2 separate regions of the Homo sapiens genome follow, and region 1 is linked to region 2. Evidence: chromatin loops called from intact Hi-C (ENCODE). Cell type or tissue: PC-3. All regions are shown on one strand.

Region 1 (2,500 bases), 410 kb after region 2:
TTCTTTTTCTTAATGCCAGTAAAGGTAAATTTACTAGTCACTTAAAACACAGTATTTATAGTAAGATCCATTTCTCATAAACACACACACACACACACACACACACACACACACACATTCTATTTATCAATCTATTCACTTACCCTTCTATCTGCACATATGTATAGAGAGAGATACTTTGGATGATGTTACCTATGTGTTAACACTGGAACTTTTGGGGCGGGGATGCCATGGGTCCCACCCCCACCCCTCACAGCCTGGGTCCACACTTGCCCTCTTGCCCCTCCTCTTGGCCGGCGCTCACAGGTGCTACTAGGTGGTAGCCCATTCCTTATCATCCAGAGCTGGAACCACATTCACCACGCTGCCTTGGACTTCCCGGAAGCAAGACAGATCTGCCTGTCTTGTATCAGTGCAATGTCTTGTATCAGTGCAGTGATGAATTTAAGCCGTTCCCACATTGTAGTTACAAACTTTTCCCCACCGGAAGGATGTAGGTCCCCACTGTTAGACATTTACCTTAATGTTGATATTTCTTCCCTAACAAATTGCTGCAAGTAACAGCACTTTGCTGAGACCTGTGGCCAAAACAAGAATAACTGTGATGGGGAGTTCCAGTATTGCCTCTTTAAGGTCTGCTAAGATGTGCAGAAAACACTGACTTGTTCAGCATGTTCTTAACCTTTGACAAAGAACTTACGTTTTTATGGCATACAACTGCCTTAGTTTGGGGAAATGATTAAGACCTTACGAGACTTTACATTTTGTTTAAAGCCTCAAACAAACAAAAACTTAAGTAGGGAAAGTAGTGGGGAGGGCATGCCTTTCCTCCTAGGATCCTCCTGAGTGTTGTTGCCTTAACGTGCCATTGTCTTGACCCAATTCCAAAAAGAGATATGTGTTAAATGGAGAATTTTTAAGAGAAATAAAGTCTGTAACTCAATTTTTGCAACCATGTTTACAAAAAAAAGAGCTTAATTATATTTTATATTAGAAATACAGGCAAATCCTCACTTAGAAGCATATTTTTTATTATGAAATTTTAAATACACATTTATGCCTAGAGGACCTGACTTTATTCCTTTTCAATGTTAATTATACCTAATAAACTGTTTCTTTATAACACATGAATAAATTGTGTTTCTAGTAATAAGGCTAATTACATGGACAAGGCTTCTGTATCTGTTTTTTTTGTAAGACTGGAGCCATCTGCTGGTAACTTCTTAGGGAGCAAAATATCTAAGTATTATATAATATACATAGAAGGTGACAATCAAGATTCAGAAGCACAGCCACTCCCATTTTATGAACCACTCTTATAACAAGTCATATTTTGCTATAACCTTCACCTGAATTGAACAAAAGATGGATTTGATGAGATAAGTGAAAAGGGGTTTAAGATAACACACATTAGGGCACTATATGCTTTTATTGTGCCTTTGCTGTTTATTCTCTACCATTTGTTCCTTGTAGTAGAGTCTGGGGTATTTTTTAAAGACTGTGATCTTTGAGTAATAGTGGTTTTAGTAAAAATTGTTCTTGAAAAAAACTAAATTAAGAGATGCCTTGATTATATACATAATTTTTCCTCCTCCTTTCTAGGATTTGGTAAAACTGGGCTTTTTTTTTTTTTTAACTTTTAAGTTCAAGGCTACAAGTGCAGGTTTGTTACATAGGTAAACTTGTGTCATGGGGGTTTGTTGTACAGATTATGTCATCACTCAGGTATTAAGCCCAGTACCCATTAGTTATTTTCCTGATTCTCTCCCTTCTCCTACTCACTACCCTCTAATCGGTTCCTGTATCTGTTGTTCCCCTCTATGTGTCCATGTGTTCTCATCATTTAGTTCCCACTTATAAATGAAAATATGCAGTGTTTAGTTTTGTGTTTCTGTGTTAGTTTGCTAAGGATAATGGCCTCCAGCTCAGTCCATGTCCCTGCAAAGGACATGATCTTGTTCTTTTTTATGACTGCATCGTATTCCATGGTGTGTATGTACCACATTTTCTTCATCCAGTCTATCATTGATGGGCATTTAGGTTGATTACATGCCTTAGCTATTGTGAATAGTGAAAACTAGCCATTCTTTTATTTATTTATTTATTTATTTATTTATTTATTTATTTATTGAGACAGTGTTTCACTCCATTGCCACACTAGAGTGCAGTGGCACAATCTCAGCTCACTGCAACCTCCACCTCCCAGGTTCAAGTGATTCTCCTGCCTCAGCCTCCCAAGTAGCTGGGACTACAGGTGTGCACCATCACACCCAGCTAATTTTTGTATTTTTAGTAAAGAAGGGTTTTCACCATGTTGGCCAGGATGGTCTCGATCTCTTGACCTCATGATCCGCCTGCCTGGGCCTCCCAAAGTGCTGAGATTACAGGTGTGAGCCACCACACCTGGCCAGAAACTAGCCATTCTTGTTGCCTCTTGTTTTCTCTTTGGTTGATTGCCCAAACTCGGTGGGAAATGGTGTGGTAGGGTGAGTACTGTGAG
Region 2 (2,500 bases):
TAAAAAAATAGATTACTAAAACCAATCAAGTTAAGATGAAATACTATAGATATACTTTATTCACTTTTATAGTAAGTTATACAAAAAAGAATAAGCCTATATAAGGTAAGGGAGTGGGAAATGTCAAGGATAACGCCAGTGATTTTTGGTTTAAGCAAATAGAATTGCTATTTACTGAGATAAGGAACACTGGATGTGAACTCAGGCGGCCCTTCATAGTCTGTCTTTTTTGTTGATCTTATTTTGTTTTAGACAGTCTATTGACTGATTTTTTTTAAGTTACGACTCTCAACTTTTTGGCCAATTTTATTCAAATGGAAATGATTATTGGCATATAAAAACATTATTTCCAAAATGTTTTTCCTTTTTAAAGTGACATATTTCCTTACCCCCAATACCTAAACCCTCTTACCAAACAGCGTCTCAAAGACTCAAATTCATACATAGATTTTACTGTAATATGCCGAATGGTTATATATTTAAACTTATTAAATATTGTAACAAAAATGGGAAGCTGATTTTTAAAATATTAAACACAGCCTTAGATGTAATAGGCCCCAACAAATCTCTACATTTTTTTTTCCTGTGGATCCCACCAAGAAATATGAAGTCACCCAGGTATTTTTTGTGCCTAGCTCAGTGCCTGGCACATAGTAAGTGCTCAATAAATATTGTAGTTGTTGCGTGAGTGAAATATAGAACATTAACTTACTAAATTTTTATAAGACCTTTAAAAAGAAATGGGGTATTTTAATATATATGTAATTATTTTTACCTTAGAATTGTATACCTCTTAGACCTGTTTTATTACATATATACGATCCTTCACTAGTAAGTGAGGCTTTTTAATGAAAATTCACGCCCACGAGTTGTGAAAATCTTAAGTGTAAGTCACCTCTTTCAGAGGTCTCAGAGCCACCTGTTCTGCAAAGGCACACATTTCTCCCGCCTTTAGGCCATACCTAGGTAGGCATGCAGGTGGTAGAAAGGTCAGACTAGAGTCTTTAACTTGGGCACCATATCTGATCTGCCTTTAGGGCACACTTTTGGGCCACACTCTGCACCCCCAACACCCCCCTTACCCCCAGCACCGTCGGTGTCACATCGGGGGCCGCCGCGTACCCGCGGTGGAATCTCGCAAGAGCCAGGGCCCCTCCTCACCTGCCCGGCACCCAGGATCCCTTGCGCCGCGTTCGGGACCCCACCCCCATTGTGGCCTCTTCGCCAGGGCGCAGGCGTGGCTCTTGGTCAGGCGGTTACGGCCAGGAGGCGTCGGAGCCTGGCGTGGTAGGGCTGTGCTGCGCGGTCCTTCCCATTCACCCTAGTCTGGCGCTCGCCGGCGTGGGCGGGCCGGACCTTCGCCGCTTCCAGGAAGGGCCACAACGGCCGTCGGACCACGGCGCGGCGGGTAAGGTCGTCAGCGTCTTCCTGTCAGCGGTCGGCAGAGCCTCGGCGGGCGGGCGGCGCGTGGGGCAGCCGGTGTCGCACTGGGAGGGCTGCGTGGGCGCGGAGGGCCTGGGCGCTCCCCACCCAGCTGCTGTGGGAGCGCCTCCGAGTCCCCGCGCGGAACCCTCACCAGGCAGATGCTGGCGCATCCACCAGGCGCCGGCGCCGCCACGCCGGTAGCCCCGACCGCAGGAGCTCTCAACGCGAGGTTCTTCTTAGTTGCTCTCCCTCAGGCAGGCCGCGTTCCCTTCTAGTCCTATATTTCTGAAGTTTTTTAAAATTTTCCATTTATAAACGAATAATGAGCTATTTGAAAAACCTTGCCATCACTTATTGTATAATATATACATATACACTCTCAACACAAATATATATGGATTATTATAAGTGATTTTGTATGTAGAGATATAACTTTTCTAAGAAGTTGATGAATTACATTAGGGACACTAATGGATATTTTACTTGCGTTTGTGGGATAGACTACGCTAGGAAATATATGTACATATACAGTCATGTGCCTCATAACAGCGGTAGTCCCATAAGATTATAATGGAGCTGAAAAATTCCTGTCGCCTAGTGATGTCATAGTCAAGGCATTATGTGTTTGTGGTGATGCTATTGTAAACTGTGCTGCCAGTCATAAAAGAGTAGCACATACAATTATGTACAGTACATAGTACTTGATAATAACAGATGAGTATGTTACTTGCTTATGTATTTACTATACCATACTTTTTTTTTTGAGACGGAGCCTCGCTCTGTCGCCCAGGCTGGAGTGCAGTGGCGCGACCTGGGCTCACTGCAAGCTCCGCCTCCCGGGTTCACGCCATTCTCCTGCCTCAGCCTCCGGAGTAGCTGGGACTACAGGCGTCCTCCACCATGCCCGGCTAATTTTTTTGTATTTTTAGTAGAGACGGGGCTTCACCGTGTTAGCCAGGATGATCTCGATTTCCTGACCTCATGATCTGCCCACCTCGGAGTCCCAAAGTGCTGGGATTACAGGCGTGAGCCACGGCGCCCGGCCTCTATACCATACTTTTAAACGATTATTTTA

What was found. Peaks named below come from ENCODE experiments on the same cell type or tissue, not always from the same donor. Only the 100,000 strongest peaks of a DNase experiment are listed, where the experiment ranks them.
Region 1: it touches region 2 in a loop (18-fold over the local background); 1 of 110 quality-filtered maps calls a loop at or near these places.

The regions. Positions count from the first base shown.
Region 1 is chr1:225,342,604-225,345,103 of GRCh38, forward strand. The region is part of intron 69 of DNAH14 (dynein axonemal heavy chain 14); the gene reads left to right. Among named protein-coding and RNA genes, the nearest start is that of LBR, 84 kb to the right of the region's middle. In PC-3, a CTCF peak has its summit at 1,205 (motif pointing left); a DNase peak (open chromatin) is centred at 1,218.
Region 2 is chr1:224,928,428-224,930,927 of GRCh38, forward strand. DNAH14 (dynein axonemal heavy chain 14) reads left to right here and starts at 1,248. Exons shown (of 86, transcript NM_001367479.1): 1 at 1,248-1,408. It overlaps LOC105373109 (a long non-coding RNA gene), which reads right to left and starts at 1,144. Exons shown (of 3, transcript XR_949207.2): 1 at 1,083-1,144. RefSeq lists a silencer at 1,483-1,582. In PC-3, no CTCF peak of the experiment used is centred here; DNase peaks (open chromatin) are centred at 1,264 and 2,024; H3K4me3 peaks cover 2,060 bases; H3K27ac peaks cover 1,002 bases.